Linked DNA regions of Homo sapiens: region 2 is linked to region 1. Evidence: chromatin loops called from intact Hi-C (ENCODE). Cell type or tissue: psoas muscle. All regions are shown on one strand. Each heading gives the region's core, and the rest is flanking DNA. Links, peaks and the distances in the headings are about the cores only.

Evidence for each region. Hi-C counts contacts between places; a loop is a spot of excess contacts. Peaks named below come from ENCODE experiments on the same cell type or tissue, not always from the same donor. Only the 100,000 strongest peaks of a DNase experiment are listed, where the experiment ranks them.
Region 2: a loop joins it to region 1, with 3.0 times the contacts of the local background. A loop is called at or near these places in 4 of 110 quality-filtered maps.

What each region holds. Positions count from the first base shown.
Region 1 is chr12:55,934,308-55,946,131 of GRCh38, reverse strand. It overlaps DGKA (diacylglycerol kinase alpha), which reads right to left. Exons shown (of 24, transcript NM_001345.5): 2 at 9,565-9,709; 3 at 9,042-9,115; 4 at 8,589-8,724; 5 at 8,080-8,154; 6 at 7,572-7,621; 7 at 7,143-7,217; 8 at 6,827-6,946; 9 at 6,603-6,717; 10 at 5,962-6,050; 11 at 5,699-5,818; 12 at 5,410-5,508; 13 at 5,152-5,235; 14 at 4,807-4,880; 15 at 4,548-4,622; 2 more. The coding sequence starts at 9,628. Among named protein-coding and RNA genes, the nearest start is that of DGKA, 9.1 kb to the right of the region's middle. RefSeq lists enhancers at 5,482-5,571, 5,191-5,691, 5,692-6,192. In psoas muscle, for the core only: a CTCF peak has its summit at 5,693 (motif pointing right); a DNase peak (open chromatin) is centred at 5,751; H3K4me3 peaks cover 705 bases.
Region 2 is chr12:55,653,552-55,665,375 of GRCh38, reverse strand. It overlaps the pseudogene PSMB3P1. Among named protein-coding and RNA genes, the nearest start is that of TMT1B, 22 kb to the left of the region's middle. RefSeq lists enhancers at 8,723-8,852, 3,480-8,883, 8,973-9,052. In psoas muscle, for the core only: CTCF peaks have their summits at 5,390 (motif pointing left) and 8,822 (motif pointing right); a DNase peak (open chromatin) is centred at 5,628; H3K27ac peaks cover 2,015 bases.

The DNA of each region.
Region 1 (11,824 bases), core at 1,732-9,731:
ATGGAAAAAGAGACTTTGCAGATACATTTAAATTGAGGATTCTGGGCCAGGCATGGTAGCTCACGCCTGTAATCTCAGCACTTTGGGAGGCTGAGGCAGGTGGTTCACTTGAGGTCAGGAGTTCGAGACCAGCATGGGCAGCACGGTGAAACCTGTCTCTACTAAAAATACAAAAATTAGCCGGTGTGTTGGCATAGGCTTGTAAGCCCAGCTACCTGGGAGGTTGAGACATGAGAATTGCTTGGGCCAGGGAGGCAGAGGTTGCAATGAGCCGAGATTGTGCCACTGCACTCCAGCCTGGGCAACAGAGGGAGACTCTGTCTTAAAAAAAAAAAAAATGAGGATTTTGAGATGGGGGATCATACTGGATCATCTGGGTGGTACCAATGTAATCACAGGGGTCCTTATAAGTGAAAGAGGAAGGCAGGAGAAAAGAGTTGTAAAAGGAGATGTGACTGTGGAAGCAGGGGTTGGAGTGATAAGACCACTGGTTGGAAGGGGGACCTTGAGCCAAAGAATGCAGACAGCCTGTAGAAACTAGAAAAAGCAAAGGATTATTCCCTAGAGCCTCTAGAAAAGAACTCAGCCCTGCCAACACCTTGATTTTAGCCTAGTGAGACCCATTTTGGACTTCTCTCATCCAGAACTGTAAGACAATAAATTTGTGTTGCTTTAAGCCACTGTTTGTGGTAATTGGCGACAGCAGCAATGGGACGCTAATGCAGACCCTTTAATAACTCCTCTTCCTCTGCTCAACTGTTAAATAGGGTGTTTACCAGGATCTTGCTGTCTTTGTTCACCTTCTCTTACCTCTTTCTCTGGGTAATCTCAGCTACTTTCAGAATGTCAATTACCACCTAGGAGCAGATGACTCTCAAACATGTATCTCCTAAAATATTTGACTTCTCTCCTAAATTCCTGACATGTATTTCTAACCACCCACCACAACATCTCCACCTGCCCCAAACTGAATTTTTCTTCCTTAAACTGGTCTTCCTCCTATATTCCCTGTCTTAATAAATGCCACCCCAAGGTTGGGCACGGTGGCTCACGCATATAATCCCAGCACTTTGGGAGGCAGAGGTGGGCGGATCACCTGAGGTCAGGAGCTCGAGACCAGCCTGGCCAGCATGGTGAAATCTCGTCTCCACTTAAAATACAAAAATTAGCTGGATGTGGTGGTGGACACCTGCAATCCCAGCTACTCGGGAGGGTAAGGCAGGAGAATCGCCGGAACCTGCGAGGTAGAAGTTGCAGTGAGCTGAGATTGTGCCACTGCACTCCAGTCTAGGCAACAGAATGAGACTCTGTCTCAAAAAGATAAATAAATAAAAATAAATAAATGAATAAATGAATAAATAAATGCCACCTCCATCTGCTGAATCCACAAACCTAGGAAATGTCCTAGACTTTTCTCTACCTCCTTCTCCACAACCTATCAGTTATCCAGAGCTGTGGCTTCTACCTCATTAACTCCACTGCTGCTGCCTTGGCTTCTGTATTCATCATCTCTTGTCTGGACTACTGCAAACAGGTAATTTCCTATTCTGTCTCCTTCCTACAATCCATCTTCCACAGAGCTCCCATAGTGATAATCCCTTCAATCCCCCCTCTTCGAACCTTATGATTTTTTCAGTGTCAACATGTTTTCCTTTTTATTTTTTAATTTAAAGTCTCACACTGTTGCCCAGGCTGGAGTGCAGTGGTGCAATCATGGCTCACTACAGCCTCGATCTTTTCAGCTGAAGCAATCCTCCCGCCTCAGCCTCAGCTGGGACTATAGGCATGTGCCACCATGCCTGGCTATTTATTTGTGTGTTTATTTATTTTTAGAGATGAGATCTCACTGTGTCAGCCAGGATTGAGTGCAGTGGCCCAATCATAGCTCATTGCAGCCTGAAACTCCTGGGCTCAAGGAATCCTCCAGCCTCCACCTCCTGAGTTGTTGGGACTACAGGTGCGTGCCACCATGCCCAGCTAATTTTTTAAAAAATATTTTGTAGAGACTTGGTCTCACTTTGTTGTCCAGGCTGGTCTCCAGCTCCTGGCTTAAAGCGATCTTCTGACCTTGGCCTCCCAAAGTGTTGGGATTACAGGAATCAGCCACCGTGCCCAGCCCAACATACATTTTCATTAGTGCTACATTTATATCCTTATTGTCATGATTCAGGTTGAGTTAGCAGAAAACTGCAATGTTTTCTGCTAACTTGTTTGCTTGTTTATGCTAACTTGATTTTTGTTTGCAGAATACAGGGAAGACATAAAATATGTAATTTCAAAATATCTAATATTATAAATGAAGAAGTCAGATGTTGAGGATCTGAAAACTGGTCAAAGAATTGGTTATATGTCTATATATAAAACAAGTTATAATGAGCACTCAGAGATATTTCTTCCTATTTGTTCTTTTAGTTACATCTTTTACTTACATCGAGTTCCCCCTCACTGCTGCTTGTTTGATTGAGTTAAAAAAAAAAGAGAAAAGAAAAAAAAAGAGTTTGCTCATAGTTCAGGGATTGCACACTCAAATACCTGAGTGGCTTGAATGGTAAAGTGGGTTGGGCATGGTGGCTTACACCTGTAATCCCAACATTTTGGGAAGCCTAGGTGGGCAGATCACTTGAGGTCAGGAGTTCAAGACCATCCTGGCTAACATGGTGAAACCTCGTCTCTACTAAAAATACAAAAATTAGCAGGGCGTGATGGCACACACCTGTATTTCCAGCTATTCAGGAGGCTGAGACAGGAGAATCACTTGAACCTGGGAGGCAGAGGTTGCAGTGAGCTGAGATGGCACCACTGCACTCCAGCATGGGCAACAGAGCGAGATTCCATCTCAAGAAAAAAAAAAAAGAAAGGGAAAGTGAATAAGTGACTAGCAGGGAGCCAAGGGGATTGTGATAAACTGAAGAATACATGTCCCACTTAGAAATAATCAAGTACAAAGAAATTGAAAACACTGCAAGGCAACTAATACAAAACAACACAAAATCATTACTGTGGGCTGTCAGCTTGCAATCTCTGACAGGATAAAATTAAAAACTCCCTGGCACAGTATTCATAACCCTCCATCATCTGGACTCTGCTCAACTAGTCTTCCCTCTCCACATTTTCCACCTTTCACCCTATGTCCCAATCATGATGAATGACTTACAGTTCCCCCAATGCACCACCATGTTGTTTGGTGGCTCCTCTGGCCTTACACTACTTCCTCCACCTAGAATGCCTTCCGCTGCCCTTAGCAGATCTCTATTCCCTAAGATCTCCAGCAAGATCTTAGAGCTGGACCCTGAACCCAATAACCTCAACTCCAAGATTCCTCAAACACAATCTGCCCTACACTGACCTCTTTATCTACCAATACCATCCCTCAAACTCCTTCTGTTTGAAAGGCATAAGAGATTAGAAATGGGAGAGCAGTTAGGAGACTATTGCAATACTCTGAAAGAAATCATAGTGAATTAATTAATGACTACCTGGTTAATTGTTTGAATGAGTGAATGAGTCATGACCTGCTAGCTCCATCATTCAGCATCTGGCTTAGCTCTTATACAACCTTCCTTATTCACACATTGTTCCCCACCCCCATATTCCTTGATTCTCTGAGCCATAAGAGTTGGTTGGGAGAAACATAAAAATATTTACAGGAAAGGGGACTATCACCCTTGACCCTTCTAGGTTCAGATTGTGGTCCCTGCTTCTTCCAAAGCTCTCTTCTTTTTGGACATTCCACTTTTGTATCCACCTGTCTGTGCCCCTCTTCTTCCCCAATCCTTTCCATACCAGATGCCTAGTTTCTTCTCTAAGTGCCTTTCCCTTCCTACACAACTCCTCTCAGCCTACAGCAAAACAATTTCTAACCACTTACCTCCTCCCCATCTTAGGCATCGAGCCAGATCATTTCCAGTACCCAGGGGCAACACAGCAACAGGAGGCAAAACTGGCAAGTTAGCTTTGTCTGCGGAGGCAGGTGAAGAGAAGGATGGAGTGAGTTAGCTCTGCAAGACTACGACCCCAATACCTTCCCCACGCCCCTCCCTGCACTGACCAATGGTCTCTAGAATCCAGCCTACTGTGCCGTCTCCACCACACACCAAAATCCGGCTATCAGGAACATCCTTGAATAATCGGAGCCTGAGACAAAGGGGAGAGAGAATATGAAGAAGGATAACAGGACTGAGGCTACCCAAGTCCTGAGCAGGCAGATTGCTTCTTGTCTCTCATTCCGTAGGACCCTCCTCCTTTTTGTCAAAAGACTTGAGTTTCTATGAAGGTCACAGAAAAGAACAATGGGGAAAGTTATAGCCACTCCTCAGTGGTTAGGGAAAAATTGGATCTTCATTCTTTGAGAGCAGGACAAAGATGGGCCAGAGAGCTCGGAGGATGGGATACCCAGTGACCCTAGGGAAGGAAATATTCTGAATTCTGGCCTCTTGGGGATCTCTAGCCCTCCTCTCCCAATCTGCACTCTTTCCTGCACTCTCCTAACATATACAGATACACAGACCCACGAAAACACTGTGATACAGTCCCTAACCTGTGCTCACCCTATCTCAGGACCATCCTTTAGGAGGTTGAACACCTGTCGAGGGTTTAATATATACTGGAACTTCCAGAGCACCCTGTGTGTGGGAAAAAGAAAAGTTCATGGCAGGCGCGGGGGTTGGGGGTGATCTTCTGAACCTCACCCTCTTTGTGTGTTCCTCAAGGTATGCCCCTCCAGACACACACATCCCCTTCCACCTTCTAAGTGTTGCAGGCAGGCCCTGCCTCTCATCTTAGAAGACCCAATATATTTCTCCTCACCTTTGCCCCTGCTTCCCGCCACTCTTAGGATTGACAAAGACGAGAAGTGGGTGGGTGTTAGGAACAGGGTCAATCTGCATTGGGGGAAGAAAATAAGGACAAAGAAAGCAGGATTTTGTCAGAGTTAAGGTGGGCCCAGGAGACAGGGGCAGAGGGCTAGCATTCCACCAAGATATTTCCCCCCTCCCTCCTGTTTCCCTCCCCTTCCCTCCCCTACCATGGTGGAGTTTCTGGAGAGTGAGCATCAACCGCTCCCCACCAGGCTCTCCCACTTCATTCCCACCCATGAGGGCTCCAGTGAAAAACCTGCCCCCATCATGAAGCCCAAGACTCTCAGCCCTGTACCCGCAGAGCCTCAGAGGTGCTCAAATTTAAATCATCCATGGTCTTCTGGCTTGTTTTGCTATTTTTACGATCCGGTCCAGAGGCCTGGGAGGGGAAGAAAGTAGAGGGAAGAAAAGCTGTATTGTGCATGAATCCCTAAATAGAGGGGTCTGACTTGAATCCTAAAAGTATGAGCTCTCTATTCTAAATGCCACTCTGTGCGTGTGGGAAATCGGGGAGGCACTCCTGTCCCCTCCCCGCTGCTGCCGAGGGTCTCACCAGGACACTGGGATAGATGGAAGATGGAGGCAGGATGTGATCCCGGAGCAGCCCACAGTCACACTCATGGCCCACCGCTTGCAGGCAGTCATCGTGGATCTGAAAGACGAGGTGGGCACAGAGAGATCACGAAGGTAACCCTGTCTCCTCTCAACCTGGCAGTCTGGGCTGGAAAGAGCCCTTGGGAGCAGGGGCAACTGTGCCTGTAAAGGAGGTGTGGCCGGAGGCCCGTGGAGAAGGCAGCTCTGCGGGGTAAGACGCACCCAGAAGGGATGGCTCCCAAACTGACCTCTAGGTGGCACCATACACAATGCAGCCCGGTCAGACTGTGGTAGATCCGGATCTTTTTCTGACAGCGGTCGCAGCGCCCGGACTCACAGCCTCCTCGCACCCACACATGTGATTGGACCTTGGGGAGAAAGGCAGTTCCTTGTCTGGCAGGGTCTGAGCAGGACCTAGGGGAGGGAGGGGCTGAGGGCAGCAATGGGCCAAGGGCCAGGGCCAGGGCCAGGATGTAGGTGATGTTGGGGGTGGAGGCATGAGATCACTCACACCAATGTCCTTCCGAGACTTGGCATAGGTGCTGACTTCACAAGGCAGGGCTTTCATGGCACACTGGTCGTGAACAGTGTACTTACAGACTGAGGGAGAAGGAAGAAGTTGGGAGGCTTAGCTGAGCCTCTCCCCCTATTTCCTTCTTACCTGAGGGTGAGGCAGGATCAGATATGTGATCCCTTGCTTGAGGGTGTAGCAGAATAAAAGTTCGGGGTGAAGTGCCCACCTCCAAAACCCACGCCTTTTCCTTACTCTTCCTCCTAAAAGATCAGCTGCTACTGCATGCCTGCCCCACACCATCCATGTGCCAGGCAGGAACTGAGCTGGATAATGCTTGGGAGGCCCAGGTCTAACAGCAACAGTAATCATAATAGATATTTTTTATTGCATTTTATAGTATGTGCATGCACCATCTGAAGCACTTTTCTTGCACCAACTTTTTTAATGCTCACAATTACCTCATTTTCAGTTGAGGAAACTAAGGCTTAAAGAAGTGATGTGGCTTTCCCAAGGTCACATAACTAGTCAGTGGCAGAGCCCAGGATTCAAACCTAGGTCTTTTCTAAGTTTACAGCATCAAGCTCCCACAGATAGCTGGGCTGACCCTCTTCCCCTACCTCCCAGCTCCCATTACTCACGGTTACAGCTCAGTCCCTGTTTGCCAAGACCAATGCTTGACTCGCACAGATTGCAGTAGACTGGTCTGGGGAACCTCTTGGGCCTCCACATGTGCTGTCCGTCGTCCTTCAGAGTCTAGGAAGGCACAGTAGATGCTAGGGAGTGTCAAAGCCCTTACAGGGCCAATCCGGGCAAGCATAACCCAAGGCTGTCTTACTCATCCCCCAAAGTCTCTCCTACTCACCATCTCCAGACCCAGCAGCACTAGCAGTGGCACGGTGGTGGCCCCAGCCCGGACCCACTCAGCTTGAGAGACAGAGCCACTGCCATCATAGTCAATCTCTTTCATCATCTCCTGAAGAATCTGAGCACAGAGTGGAAAGGGACTTTCAGTATGAGTGGGTCTTCAGACCCAACACCTCTCCACTGCCTCTTAGGATATCCAGCCCAGCCATCCTAGCCAAGGGAACCAGGTTGCCTGTCAGAGATGAAGTAAGGCAGATGCAGGACTCACCAGGGAAGAAGGTACAAGAAGGGACATGAAGGAAGAGCTGCCTTACCGGCCTCAGCTCAGACACATCCCAATCCAGGTATTCAGCCACTCGCATCATCTGTAGGATAATTTTGTCCACTTCCTGGAGCAAAAAGGGCAAGAGCCACAGCCATATCCCCTTTACTACCACCATCCAAACTCTTTTCCAGAAATCAGTGTTCCTGGGTTCCACCCCAGATTCACACCTCTCATTCTCAGGTATGTCTGCCAAGTAAATAAATGTGTTTGTATGTTTGTAAGGCAGACCCAATTCATGTATCCAGCATTCTCTTTGAGGGGTCAAGAGCTTGGGACTTACTTTCAAATTTAGTCCTAGAGGACTCAACCTCTCCCCCCATCCTCTTCTGTTTCTTAAGACCCTGGAAGAGTTGGGGCAGGAGGGTGCAGACAAATTAACACATATTCCCTTGCCCAGCATACAGGGTCCCCAACTCACTGAGCTGTCCAGGATCCCATTTCTGTCCGTGTCGTACAGCTTGAAGGTGACTGTGGGGTGTTTTAGGGGGGCCAGGGTCAGTTTGTGAGAGATACCCAAAGAATTCATACCAGAATATGGGGGAAACAAAGAGACAGGGAGAGAGCTTTTGGGTGAGAAGCCTAGAGCCTGGGATGGGACTGAGAGAGAGACAAAAAGGAAAGGAAAACAGGCATGGACTCTACCCTCAGTGAATGTGTCAGGGGAGACAATACATAATCCATATCCCAAGGACATCCTAGGCCGCCTACATGGGAATGCACAAGACATGGGTACTGGGGTGACTATGGTGAAGGGTATTAGGTATAAATAGTCTGGGAGAACACAGGAAATGGGCTCATTCTCTGGCCCCACCTTTGTCTAGACCTGTCAGCCTTTAGGAATCCTGAAGGAATAAGGGAAAGGAGGATGGGAAACACCTCTCTCTCCCTTCACTGCCCTGCCACCTCACTTCAGAAGGGCAACTCACATTCTAACTTGTCTTCTGGCCGACCACCCTCCAGAAGGGAAAAGTAGCAGGAAACATCATTGAGACACACCACATCTGGTTACAAAAAAGCAGATCAGAAGTCAGGGCTCCCTCCACTTTGGCTCATGTTTTATCCTTTGTTTGTCCCACCTCTCCCTTTTTTTAAAAAAAAGATTTACTGATTTTTTTGAGAGACAGGGTCTTGCTCTGTCACTGAGGCTGGAGTGCAGTGGCATGATTACTGCTCACTGCACCTTGAACTCCTGGCCTCAAGCAATCCTCCCACCTCAGCTTCCCAAAGTGCTGGGACTACAGGTGTGAGCCACTGCCCTCGACTTACCTTTCCCCTTTACCTTTCCTCCCTTTAGCTCCTAGACCAGCCTGACTATTCTCCACCAATTTCCCCCAACCTGCACAACGTGTGACTCAAGTTAATTCTCAACCCCAAATCCATACTAGTTTGATTTTTCTGCCAGAGGCTTAGCCCAGTCCTACCTGCTTGACCATACCTTTTGTCACATTTGTCTCATTTAAGCAGTGACCAGTCTCAAAGGATTGAAACAGTGCCAGGCTTAGGTGTCTGGGAACATTATCCACTTCGAGATAGATTTTCAGGAATTGCTGGAATCCCTCGTACCCAATGGCCTATAATGAGAGTGAGCATTATCCTGGGGAGTCTGCAAGGTCAGAGCTGGGGCTGAAGAATTGGGAGTAGCGGGGACAGGGATAATAAATGCAGAGCTGAGAAGCATCTGAGGCAGGAGTATGGTTTCTTTGATTAAGTCCTGAGTTAATAGAATCCCTTGTTTTATCCTAAAGCAATAGTCAGAGTGACAATGGACACTAGGGTATCTCTAGAGGGGATAGTGAGGGGCAGGCCCAGAATAATTCCTGGAAGTTGGGGATCAAAAACAAAGATGGGAAGAGTTGATCAAGAAGAAGATTTCCCAGCTGCCACTCACATCTCCTTGGACATATTTAGCCATCTCGCCATCCTCGAAGAGCTTTAGGACATCACTGACCTTTTTGGTGGAGTCTAGGGTGTAGAGAGAGTAAGAGAACAGCATTATTAGTCCAGCTGAGTTCTCTTGCCAGAGAAATCCAGCAGGAAAAAAGATTCAAATGAGATGAAGAAATTCCAAGAAGAAACACAGAAATACAGAGGGAAAAATATTTCAGATCCTCCAAAACAGTACCACTCTTTACTCCTCTTCTCTGAGAGCTGGAGCAAGCAGTCCAGGTATAGCGAAGGTGGGTAGAGAGCCGAGACCTTGCACAATGCAGCCCAGTTAGACTGTGGTAGATCCGGATCTTTTTCTGACATCTCCCCATCTCCCACTCCTCCCATTTCCAGTCATGGGCACATCTGAGCAGCACACTGCTCAAAGCCACTGAGGAAGCTGGGGGGCAGGGGGTGTAATGAGGAGGAGGAGGGATTCTCTGGGGCAGGGTCTCCAGAACTGAAGGCCTGACAGGAAGACTCACATTCCATGTATTTTTGCAGCTGGGCAAAATCACTGGGGCTTATTAGGCCCCTCTCCTTGGCCATCTGTCTATTTTTCTCAAGGATGGCCAGAAAGGCAGCTTCGTAGTAGTACTTCCGTTGCTTGGACCTCTTCAGAGGGTAGGCCTGGGGAAAGGTGACAGAGCGTACAGTGGGAAGAGCCAGCTGTCTGGGTGTCTTTTCTTCTGTCTGTTCCATTCTGTCTCTACTCCCACTATTATTTTTTGTTCTTTCCTTCTCTCCTAGTCCCTCCCTAAACATCTTCCTTTCCCTGTGTCCCTCTTCCCTATGCCTCTACCTTCCCTGACAGTGTCTGTCCTCTGTCTCTGTTTCTCTGACTCATCTCTGTCTCTCCATTTCTGGATCCTTCTCCCTCTCCCCCAACCTATCTTGATTCATCTGACCACCCTCACCTTCCCACCCGCACCCGGCTTTCTCAGTCTATATATGTTTCTGTGGGTGTGTCCCTTGTCTGTTTCTGCGCTTTCTTCCACCATCGTCAATCTCTGCAGACTCTCCCCATCCTGAGCTCTCTCCCATCTCGGGTCTTCGGCAGTTCCGGCAGTTCCGGCCCTCTGAGTGACTCTTACTGCGTTAGCGCGTCTTCCTGGCCATGACCCCATTTTGTTCCGCCTCTGGCCAGGGACCCCAGCTCCGCTCAGCCACCCACTCCCCGAGCCACCCACGCCACGCAACGACCTCTAGCGCTTCTGACGCGCGACACAGAACCAGCTCTGGCAAGGTCCCTAGCCCCGGCCCCGCCTGGACTGCGTTCCGCGGAGCTCCACTAGGGAAGGGTGGGGAACTAGGCGCGGGGTAGGGAAGAGGCAGGGGAAGAGACTCTGGGTACCCACAGAGTCTCTTCCTCAGAAGAGGGTTCTGGGATACTGACATCCTAGAGAAAGGACTCTACCCATCTGGCACTTTTCAATGACTATAATCCAACTTCTGCTGCCAACAGATCTAGTGTTTCCCAGTCCTGGGACGATGGAGCCGAGTGCTAGTGTCTCGGCTCCTGGGAACTTCCTTCCACTCCGCTAGGTCAGCAGTGCTTAGGGAGCCCCAGGTTTTGGCTACTGGATCCAGGGACCAAGGTGCAGTGGGCGACTTTCCTTGATTCAGTAATGATAATAACATATCTTACGTTAATATAATACAGCACGGTTTTGGAACAGAACTAGATCAGTCATATCTGGGTCCCATTCTTAGCTCTGATACCACTGTGTGACTTGGGGAAGTTATATCTGCAAAATGGGGAGAATGAGAACCATTTTTCACAGTTGTGTGGCTTACGTAAAACAATATATGAAAAGTCACTCATACAATGCCTGACATTTAGGAGGCCTACAAGAAATGCTAGTTATTATTGTACTAACAATTAGAATCAAATCATCAGACATAGGAAATTATTGGCATAACCATTCTACAGATGAAGAAACTGGAGCTCAGAGAAGCTTGGATTTCCTAAGGCAGTTGATAGATGGAAAATCCAAGGCTCCAGCCCAAGGCCATGTGGTAGTGCCTCTGTTTGTCCCTCTGCCCTCCTCTTGTTCCACTCTCTCCTCACACCCCGCCATCTGGTCTCACTGTGCTCCTTTCTGTTCCTCAGGCATGCCAAGCTCTCCCCTGCTCAAAGCAATGAGTCTTACTGTTCTGTCTGCCTGGGATACCCTTCCCAGTATGTAGTGGGTGCTGAATATTGGTTGTACACATGATTGTGTAAAGCTGGGGATTCATAATTTGGGGCTATTAATCCAAATATGGTTACATGGGAATAGGATGCCAGAGTGTCCACCTGACAGTCAGAGGAAAGGAGATAATTTGTAGTACATAGAGTAGGTGCTAAATAAATATTTGTTAAATAAATGAATGATGCTGAAAAGCACTTATTGACTACCCCATCAAACACCCTGATCTCCACCCACTCATTTAGGGCTTGTTGGGTAAGGGAAGCAGTTTGGGTGTTCAAGAACAGCCTAGCCCTTTTCCTTTCTGATGATGCAAGAACTTTCTCTGCAGCCTCTTCCCTTGGGACATCTCTGCTGCCTACTTTTATGCAGCACACCATTCCTATTCCAGCAGCTCTCTGGGAACACTCAGAAGAGGGTTCTGGGATACTGACATCCTAGAGAAAGGACTCTACCCATCTGGCACTTTTCAATGACCATAGTCCAACTTCTGCTGCCAACAGACCTAATGAATACTAATAGTCTTATGGCTAATGGGGCCTCTATAGCTTAA
Region 2 (11,824 bases), core at 2,365-10,364, 280 kb after region 1:
CCATATCTTGGCTATTGTACATGATGCTGCAGTGAATGTGGGAGTGCAGATATCTTTATGTGGTAGTGATTTCATTTCCTTTGGATATATACCCAGAAGACAGATTGCTAGGTCTTATGGTAGTTCTATTTTTTTTCTTAAAAAGTTTTTTTTCCTGACTACAAAGACCAAGAGGTCTTTCCAGTTCTCTTTTGATCCTGAGACTAACAACTGGAGACTGAGGCCAGAGCAGCTGGCAGCTGTGCTTTTCTGTTTCCTGTCAGAGTGATCCCAAGTTTCCTCCTGGCCCATCCCATGGTCCCTCCACAGGAGCGTGAGAAGATGGGGAAGCACTGTGGGGAGACCACCAAAGATGGCTGGACCGTGGGAGAGAGCACGTCATGAAGCATCGCAGCCTCGTGTTGAGGATCCAAACTTAGAAACAAACCCCTCTGTACAGGGGGATTGTGGTGAGCGAGAATCAAGGCCACGGTGTGTGTTTTCTCACTCTCGAATGCAAGTGGGAGAGAGAAAATGACTCCGGACGCCATTGTAACAGTTCCTGGAAGCTGGACCCTCTCATTGGCATATACACTACTCCTCGCCGCAGGGCACTGTCCCACCGGGATCCAGTTGCAAAGTTTGTCTCGATAGTTGAAGGCCTCGCTTAATTGTACTGGGTTCTCAGGGAGCCCTCTGTGCCTTTTGGCTTTGAGTGCTGTGTTTCCCTTTTACCAGAGGGCAGCACTGTGGAAATTCCTATCTACCCTGTGGCATATTCTGTTGGATTGCATTACCGGCTGAGAAAGGACAAGTTGCCATTCAAGTCCAGGGTGGGCTTCCAGCTGCCTTAATACAAGTACTCAAGTCTTTTGGGTAGTGAGCTGGAAAGCCTACAGGAAGAGGGGTACCTATTTTCATTTGAACCTTTAAACCTTTAAAACTAATCTCAGGGCTGGGTGCGGTGGCTCACGCCTGTAATCCCAGCACTTTGGGAGGCTGAGGCGGGCGGATCATAAGATCAGGAGATCGAGACCATCCTGGCTAACATGGTGAAACCCCGTCTCTACTAAAAATACAAAAAATTAGCCGGGCGTGGTAGCGGGCACTTGTAGTCCCAGGTTACTCAGGAGGCTGATGCTGGAGAATGGTGTGAACCCGGGAGGCAGAGCTTGCAGTGAGCCGAGATCACACTACGGCACTCCAGCCTGGGCGACAGAGCGAGACTCTGTCTCAAAACAAACAAACAAACAAACAAAAAACTAATGTCAGATAAACTTTTGGTGCCCATGCTGCTGTAGTTGTTCACTGCTTTCCTGGATGGACGGGACTCTTATGTTGTAACTTCCATACTCCTTTGGCCCATAGCTAAGGCCATCCTTCCCCACAGGGGTGGCTTTGGGATTGGATGATACAGGTTTTGCTTCTGTGTAGTATACCTGTACATATCTGTTTCAAGCAGCCTTTCTTTAATGTTTTCGGTTGGTTTGTATTCTGTAGCTCAGTAGCTGCTGACAAAGTTAAAGATCCTGAAAAAAATTTTTTTTTTCTGACTACAAAGACCCAGAGGAGATGGTTGTATTTTTTTTTTTTTAAATTAAGAAATAGAGATGGGGTTGCCTAGGCTGGTCTTGAACTCCAGGCCTTAAAGCAATCCTACCACCTCAGCCTCCCAAGAGTCAGGGATCACAGGCATGAGCCACTGCACCCTGCAGATAGCTCTATTTTTAATTCTTTAGGAACCTCCACACAGTTTTCCATAATGCCTCCACCAATCTACATTTGATTGTTGGGTTGTTTCTTCAGGACTCACTCTCTCCCGAGTCCCTGGGGGACTCTTGAGGAAGTGTGGTTAAAACATAATACCAGGAGAAAGTACTTCTAGAATGGTGGAAAAACACTTCTGAAAATCTGCTCTTCTGTAAGAGCAGCAAGAACATTGGCAAAAATTGTCAATATCAAGTTTTTCAGAACTCTAGAAATTAACCAAAGGCTTACAACAACCTTAAGAGTTTTTTCAAGAAAAGTGGCTGGCTCTTGTAAGAACGGTGAGGTTTGTGGTGTTTTAACTTGTCCTGTTTCCACCCCTTCTTCCCAGCTCTATGGTGGCCTTGAAACCAGCAGCCTTGGAACCAGAGTCACTGAAAACCAGAGGTCTAGCAGCCATTGGAGGTGGTAGAGTGGGTTTCAAGATCCCCAAAGACCTGGTTGCCAGAGAATTGTCACTATTCGACATGTCTAGAAGATCCCTGGAAAAGCCTCATTCATAGGGCTTATCTTTATTTGGTCACTGAGGAAAGCCCTTTCCCCAGAGCATTGGTAAAATAATCAGTGGCAATTTAAGAATTGCAGTTGCCTGAGATAGTGATACACACTGGGGCAAAATCAGGCTGGCCAAAATCTTACAGAGAAAATCTGGGGATGTTCATAGGGGGCTTGGAAAGCTCTTACTTATTCCTGGGGGTCTAGAAGGCAACACACATGTGCAAGGCTGTGCACCTCTCACTTCTGGCTCACCTTAAAGCCCTGTGCAAGCAGCAAGTGAAGCCTAGGTCAGAGTAATTGGAGTATTGAAGGCATCACACACACACATGCACACGCACGCACACTCACATGCACACACACACTCCTCAACAAAGGGTGGGAGATTCAATGGTCAAAGGCATTTAAGGAAATCTCTGTTTCGGCATTAGCTGACTGCTAAGCTAACCAAGCAGACACACCTGACAAAGAATACACAATTTACAGACTTAGTCCAGGAAAGTCACTAAACAAATACACATACGAGAGCAGCAATAGCAGTAGCAGCAGCCACAACAAACAGCAACAACAAAAAGTCCTGAGGGAGTAGGAATCTGATTTCTGAAGCTGCCACAGTGTATTACTTAAAATATTGTGGTTTCTGTGAAAGATGCCAGTGGCAACAGCTTTGCCACCCAGCTCTCCAACATTTTTGTTATTGGCAAAGGCAACAAATCATAGATTTCTCTTCCCCAAGGAAAATGTATCCACCTCACCATTGTCAAAGAGAGGGACAAGAGACTGATTGATGGTCAAACAGAGCAGTGGGTAAAATGGTCTCTAGATGACATGTTGGAAAGGTCTTTGCATTTAGTCAAAGATAATACAGTATGATTAAAAAATAAAATGTTGGCCAGGCGCGGTGGCTCACACCTGTAATCCCAGCACTTTGGGAGGCTGAGGCAGGCGGATCACCTGAGGTCAGGAGTTTGAGACCAGCCTGGCCAACGTGGTGAAATCCAGTCTCTACTAAAAATAGAAAAAAATCAGCCGAGTATGGTGGCATGTGCCTGTAATCCCAGCTACTCAGGAGGCTGAGGAAAGAGAATCACTGGAACCCAGGAGGCAGAGGTTACAGTGAGCCAAGATCGTGCCACTGCACTCCAGCCTGGGAGACAGAGTGGGACTCTGTCTCAAAAAAAAAAAAAAATAAAAAAATAAAAAAATAAAAAAGAAAGCAATCAATAGGCTTGTTTCTCTGAGAAAGCTCAGACGTTGGACTTACTAGACAGATAATATTTCCTTATAATCCTCTTTATTCTGTAAGATCAGTAGTGATGTCCCCTCTTTCATTCCTGATTTAAGTAATTTGACTCTTTCTCTTTTTTTTCTTTGTCAGTCTAGTTAAGAGTTTGTCAACTTTGCTAATGTTTTCAAAGAACTAACTTTTCATTTTGTTGATTTTTCTCTATTGTTTTTCTATTTTTGATTTCCTTTCTTTCTTTCTTTCTTTCTTTCTTTCTTTCTTCTTTTCTTTCTTTCTTTCTTTCTTTCTTTCTTTCTTTCTTTCTTTCTTTCTTTCTTTCTTTCTTTCTTTCTTTCTTTCTTTCTTTTTCTTTTCTTTTTTTGACACAGCCTCACTCCATCACCCAGGCTGGAGTGCAGTGGTGCAATCTTGGCTTACTGCAACCTCCACCTCCTATATTCAAGCGATCCTCTCACCTCAGCCCCCCAAGTAGCCGGGACTACAGGTGTGCACCACCACGCCCTGCTAGTTTTTGTATTTTTATAGAGATGGGGTTTTGCCATGTTGGCCAGGCTGGTCTTGAACTCCTGGCCTCAAGTGATCCACCCACTTCCGCCTCCCAAAGTGCTGGGATTATAGGCATGAGCCACCATACCCAGCCAAGAGGTTGGAGTGAGCCAAGATCGGGCCACTGCACTGCAGACTGGGGACAGAGTGAGACTCTGTCTCAAAAAAAACCAAAAAACAAAACCCACGAAAAAACCTTTTGTGCTTCTAAGGATACCGTCAACAAAGTAAAAAGATAATCCATGGAATCAGAGAACATATTTGCAAATTATATCTAGTAAGAGCCTTGTATCCAGAATACATAAAGCAGTCATATAACTCAACAACAAAGAGTTGAATAACCCAATCAAAAAATGAAAGAAGGATTTGAACGGACACCTCTCCGAAGAAGATATACAAATGGCCAATAAGGACATGAAAGATGCTCAACATTGTTAGCCGTTGGGAAATGGAAATCAAAACCACAAGGAGATACAAATTCATTCCCACTAGGATGGCTGAAATAAAGACAATAACAAGTGTTGATGAAGATCTGGAGAAATTGAAACCCTCATTCATTGCTGGTGAGAATATAAAGTGATGCAGCCATTTTGGAAAACTGTTTAGCAGTTCCTCAAAGTATTAAACCTAGAGTTACCATCTGACCCAACAATTCAGTTCCTAGGTATACACGCAAGAAAGCTGAAAACATGTGTCTGCACAAAAACTTGTACATGAGCATTCATAGTAGAATTATGCATAATGGTCCCAAAGTTTACACAACACAAATGTCTATATAATGAAGAATGGATAAATAAAATAATATAGCCATACAATGGAATATTATTTGTCAATAAATGGATTGAAGTATTAAAACATGCTACAGCATTGATGAACCTTGAAAACATCAAGCTGAGTGAAAAAGTCAGTCACAAAAGATCACACATTGCATGATTCTATTTGTACAAAATGTCCAGAATAAGCAAATCCATACAGAGACCATATGGTAGTGATTGCTGGGGGTTGGGAGGAAGGAAGAATGAGGAGTGATTCCTAAGGGGTACAGAGTTACTTTTTGGATTGATCAAGTGTTCTAAAATCAGTGATGATGGTTGCATAATCCTGTGTCTACAGTAAAAACCACTAAATTGTATATGTTAAATGAGTGGATTTTATAGTATATAAATTGTACCTCAATAAACCTGTAACAAAATAGAAACAAAACTAGATGTTCCTTCTTTGCCTTTCTATGTTAAAAGGAAAATAGAAACAATGATTTCTACTCTTGGATCATTGGTTCTCAACTGGGGGCAATTTTGTCCCTCAGGGGACATTTGGCCATATCTGGGGACATTGTGGTATCACAATTGGAGGGAAGGGTGCTACTGGCATCTAGTGGGCAGAGGCCAGGAATGCTGCTAAACATCCTACAATGCACAGAACAGCCCCCACAACAAAGAATTATCTGGCCTTAATGTCACTAGTACCAAGGTTGAACAGTCCTGCCTTACAACAAACTCATCGGGAAAGAGCAGGGTCATGGTGCATCCTCTCTCTCCCACAACCACAGAGGTCCCTCAGTGCCAGGGCCTCCCCTGTGTCGAGGGCGGCTCTTAGAATCCATCCTGGGAAACTCACCGTCAGGGCAACGGTAAGGCTGTGAACCACCGTCATCTCTCTAGGAGTGTCCTTGGGAGTAACTTTTGTCTGGTCTCAGTTCCAAGAATAGTTGTGCTTCCCTGCGTCATCTGTCTGTTTTATCTCATGGACACCGTGAACTTCAGAACGGACCAGACTTTCCTTTTTGGGTTGGCTGCTGAACAGTTTTGAGTCAGACTTGTGGCTCACCCTTAGGAAGGGTACAGGTCTTGTATTTCACATTTTTAAGGTTCATTCCTGGTGCGATTTTAGATCCCTATTTCCATCTTTCTTTTTTAAAGTCTCTTTTTTCTTTGTATTTATTTGTTCCTAGTTTTAATACCTGCCATCTCATGGTGTTTTACATGTCTTGGTAAGCTATTTATGCTGTGCAACAGGACTCTGAAAAAATAAATATAAGCAGCGAGTCTCTCCTTAGCTGTGAGACGGGAGTGGCGGGAAGAGTTGTGGGTGGTATGACAGAGGCATAGTGAGGTCTGTGGGCAAGGACCAGTGACCTCCCCATAGGGTGTACTTCCCACTCCAGGAGACTGGGCAGGTGCTGAGGAGTCAGGGTATGAGGAGGTAGGGGGTTCCTAGAGGAGATCAGCTGTTCTTGGATTGCTGTGCAGGACACTGCAGGCTTTTAGTGGTGGAAAAAGCTGGGCTTTCAGAGGATAAGTAACAGATGTGGGAACAGACCTGGTAGGAGAGGGGGCTCTCAGGTGGGCAGGACTGGGTGGTATATTAGGGAGTGTCCTGGACTGGGAGCTGGGGATTAGGCTTCTAGGTTTCAAGTCTGAGTTCTGCTCTTGTTGGCCAAGTGACTTTGGCCTGGTGACTAAGGAGTCACCTGGCTCCTTAATTTACTATCACTAAACCAGAGTATTAATGAATACCTGCTAGGTTTATCTCTGGGGTTGATGTGAGTGCCAAATGAGATGATGCAATGAAATTGCACAAGTGCTCTATTCATTGCTAGGCTGCAAATCTTTTCTTTTTTTAAATGTTGAGGGACAAAAATAATTGTGGAATTATTATGGCTGTGATTACAGTTGTGCTTCATGGAGATGGTCCTATTTGGAGCAGGTAATGACTGTGGCAGAGGCACTGGGTGCTGTGGAGCTGGGGAGCAGGCCTCAAGGAAACAGAGAGACTTGACTGATCCCAGGGAATTAATTAAAACTTACCCAGCATCTGTGGGGAGAAAGTACATGTTAATCATTACGTTGCATTCGGATGTACACAGTTTATTGCTTAGACTTTCAGAGTGAAAAGGATCTCAGGGGTTTACAGAGCCCAGTCCCCTGTCTCAAGTACTCTCTCAGGAGCTCTTAGCACAGGTAAGATCTTTGCTCACACATTTTCTGCAAGAAAAAAAACCAAAACCAAACAAATAACCGCTCCCTGACCCCGGAATTTGGCCCAGGAGAGTCAAGAAGTTGCAGGGTTCAGGGTAAATGGCTTCCCTAGACTTACGTGGGAATACACCACCCAGTGCTGCCCACCTTCGGGCCCCCTCTCCTAGCAGCTCTGTTCCCTCATATGTTTTCATGATCTCTAGGGAAGAGACCACTGCAATTCTAATTTCTTGGGTCTAATTGCAATGTCTTCAGCTACAACTTGAGGCCAGTTTCACCTTCTAACTTTGTGGGTTGGCCAACAGCCACTGATCCCCTTTCTTGTTGTTTTTTCTTTGTAGACCTCTGTGGTCATGGTCTCCTTTCTCTTATGTTCATGTTATTCTTCAGTTCATTTTCCCTCACCTTGACTTCCTTCATTCCTTCCTTCTCCATTTGGAGGATGTCCCATCTGGAGTGAGAGTGGACTGTCTTGTGCACGGGTATACATTTGCACAGGACCTGTGGCCTCTGTCCTGTGCTGCCTCACACCTTGCCCTTAGGTACTGTGGCTTGAGCTCATTGGCACTTAGGGAGCCCCTGCCATGGGAGCATCAGGGAAATTCTGCCCCTATCTCTGGCCATGCTTGACACTCTCCTGCCAGGGCCACTTCTTGCACCATCTTTGTCCCCTATCTCAATGTGCCTGTTCCTCCCCCAGGATCCCTGTAGAGACACTGAGTTCTGCTGCTGAGGCAGGAGCATGGAAGAGGCTTCTGTCTTGGGGAAGGCAGGCTTGTGGCTTAAACTCTTCCTATTCGTACAATGTCTGATCCCATGGTGGCCTATTTGACCCTCTGAGCTTTGCACTCTGGACTTCAGTGAAGTAAGTCTCTGGGATCTTGCACCCATGGAAGCACCCTCAGTCTCTCAGGGGCCCAGTTGTGGTACCTTACATCACCAATGGCCCCTTCCTTCCCCTAAACTTTGATCCCTGTCTCTGACTTCATGGCTCTGCTGTGGAACAGGTGCTGATTGGAAAAGCTACCTTTACTGGTGGGGATTACTCTGGGCTTTCCCGGCTACTCTTTCTGTGGGTAGGATTGTCCTGCGCATGCACACACACACACACACACTCACACGGACCTTGACACATTCAACACAAGGCACACATCCACACATAGACTTGCAGTAGATGGGCTGGTGGAACAGTCCTAGAGACAGCATTACACCAGCATCCTGGAGTCATGGGATCAAGCCCCAGCTCTGACCCTTAGTGACTGTGGATAAACCATATTCTTCTCTGCCTTTGTTTCCTCTTCTGCCACATGATGGAATAAGAGCAGGTGTCTCCAAGGCATCTTCTTTCTGTGACCCAGATGCAGACACGTTACAGAGACAGGTGGGGTGGGCATTGTGTTTGGAGGCTGGGTTTATAGTGTCTAGTTCCACTGGCTTAGGGGGCAGATAGACTAAGTTTGGGTCTGGCTCTGTTGCTGTAGGGCTGTGTGACCTCGAACAAGGAACTTCATTTCTCTCACCCCAGTTTCCTCATCAGCAGAGTGGGATTATTTAAACTTTGTATCAGGTGGTGATTTATGTAACAGTGCCGTGTCCCATACATGATATATATTATTACTGGTCTTAGCTCAGTCATTAATTCACTAATTGATCTTGGGTAAACTAAATGAGTTCTTCTCGACTTCATCGTCCTCCTGTGCAGAATGAAGGGTTTGGACCAGTAGAAGATGTTCAAGACCGCCTTTACCGTCTCCCAGGCAGCTCAGGGACGGGGGACGCCTTGTTGAACATGGCTGTTCAGAGATTTACCACACGGGGGCGATATGACCCCATTTGAACCGGCTCCAGAACAGCAGATTTTTGGGAAAAGCAAACAAAACTTCAATTTTTGGTCCATTTTTCAGACTCTACTCCTTCTTATTTTTATTTTTGACTCACCTTAACCAGAAATTTCAGAAATTTTGAACATCAGAAAGCTGGAAACAATGTAAGTACTTAGCACTCTGTGTTCTGCTTGTAGCCTTTCTACCACGCATGCATTTAAAAAATGTGCACTAACGGCCGGGCGCGGCGGCTCACGCCTGTAATCCCAGCACTTTGGCAGGCCAAGGCGGGCGGATCACGAGGTCAGGAGTCTGAGACCATCCTGGCCAACATGGTGAAACCCTGTCCCTACTAAAATAACAAAAATTAGCTGGGCGTGGTGACGCGCACCTGTAGTCCCAGCTACTCAGGAGGCTGAGGCAGGAGAATAGGAGAATTGCTTGAATCCGGGAGGCGGAGGCTGCAGTGAGTGGAGATCACGCCACTGCACTCCAGCCTGGAGACAGAGTGAGATTTTGTCTCAAAAAAAAAAAAAAAAAAAAAGGGCATTGACAATTGGGAAATATTCACTATTGATCAAGTTCCTTTTTTTTTTTTTGAGGCAGTGTCTGGCTCTGTCGCATGGGCTGGAGTGCAGTGGCGCGATCTCAGCTCACTGCAACGTCCACCTCCTGGGTTCAAGCGATTCTCTCATCTCAGCCTCCCGAGTAGCTGGGACCATAGGTGCCGCCACTCGACCCAGCTAATTTTTGTATTTTTTTGTAGAGACGGCGGCGGGTGGGGGGCGGGGTTCCCTATGTTGCTCAGCTGTTTTTTTTTTTTTTTTTTTTTTTTTTTTCCGAGACGGAGTCTCGCTCTGTCGCCCAGGCTGGAGTGCAGTGGCGCGATCTCGGCTCACTGCAAGCTTCACCTCCCAGGTTCACACCATTCTCCTGCCTCAGCCTCCCGAGGAGCTAGGACTACAGGAGCCCGCCACCACGCCCGGCGAATTTTTTTTTTCGTATATTTAGTAGAGACGGGGTTTCACCGTGTTAGCCAGGATGGTCTCAATCTCCTGACCTCGTGATCCGCCTGCCTTAGCCTCCCAAAGCGCTGGGATTACAGGCGTGAGCCACCGCGCCCGGCGCTCAGGCTGGTTTTGAACTCCTGGGCTCAAGCCGTCCTCCCACCTAGGCCTCTCAAAGTGCTGGGATTACAGGCGTGAGCCACCACACGCGGACTACAAAATAAAACTATTGATAAAACATTTCTAAAGGCGTAAAGTAGGCACAATTGGTTAAAAATAGGCGTTAAAAATGTCAAAATAAGGGAAGGCTAGACCCAGTTTACCGGAATTGCGCTGGTGATGGAGGGTTGCTAGTATACCACAATTATGTTTATTATGTCCCATAACCGAGGGGCCGTCATGGCCATGAAGGAGAAGAGCTGTTTGGCTATAGCTGCAGACAGGCGCTTCGGGATCCAGGCCCAAATGGTTACCACGGACTTCCAGATCTTTCCCATGGGTGACCGGCTGTATATCCATCTGGCCCGGCTCGTCACTGACATCGAGACAGTTGTCCAGTGCCTCAAGTTCCGGCTGAACCTGTGTGAGTTGAAGGAAGGTCGGCAGTCAAATCTTATACCCTATGAGCATGGTGGCCAAGGCCTCTTGTCTGAGAAACGTTTGGCCCCTACTATACTGAGCCAGTCATTGCTGGGTTGGACCTGAAGACCTTTAAGCCCTTTATTTGCTCTCTAGAGCTCATTGGCTGACCCATGGTGACTGAAGACTTTATGGTCAGTGGCACCTGTGCAGAACAAATATATGAAATGTGCGAGTCCCTCTGGGAGTGCAACATGGATCCAGAACAGCTGTTTGAAACCATCTTCCAAGCCATGCTGAATGCTGTGGACCGGGATGCCGTGTCAGGCATGGGAGTCATTGTCCACATCACTGAGAAGGACAAAATCACCACCAGGACACTGAAGGCCCTAATGGACTAACCCTGTTCCCAGAGCCCACTTAAAAAAACAAAACAAAACAAACAAATATATATATATGTATATATCCTTTCTTAAAAAAATCAAAATAAAACATTCTATCATTTTGTTTAAATGTTTTATACACTATTTTTTCCTATTGTATGATTAGTGGATCTCAAATATAAAAATATAAAACCAAAACAACATAATGAACACCCAAATCCATTCCACTTAGAGCTTATCATTGTTAATACTTTGGTATGTATGTGTCTATTTATCTATTATCTATTGATCTGAATACATATATTTTATACATCTAGATACATATTTTATCCAGATGTATATATATCTATCTGTCATGTATTGATCTGAATACATATTTTATTGAAAATTTAATATTTTTAATCTTTTTTATCATTTAGCAATACATTATAAACTTCTATGTCAAAAAACGTTTAAAGAATAACATTTCGTTTTAGAATAGTTGTGAATTTATAGAAAAATTGCTAAGATAGTACATGTGATTCCCATATACTCCACACCCAGTTTCCTTTATTATTGTCTTAAATTAGTAGGTACATTTGTCACAATTAATGAACCAATATTGATACATTATTATTAATTCAAGTCTGTACTTTAGTCAGATTTTCTTCGTTTTCATTTAATGTCTTTTTTTTTTGTTTCAGGATTCCATCCAGGATAACATATTACATCCAGTTGTCATGTCTTCCTAATTTCTCAGACTTTCCTGTTTTTGATGATCTTGACAATTTCAAGGAGTAGAGTAGTTAGGTGTTTTTAGGGTGCACTGTTATTGAAATTTTGTTTTCTTTTTTTTTTGAGATGGAGTCTCACTCTGTCACCCAGGCTGGAGTGCAGTGGCGCAATCTTGGCTCACTGAAAACTCTGCCTCCCGGGTTCACGCCATTCTCCTGCCTCAGCCTCCTGAGTAGCTGGGACTACAGGGGCCCGCCACCACGCCCGGCTAATTTTTTTGTATTTTTAGTAGAGATGGGGTTTCACC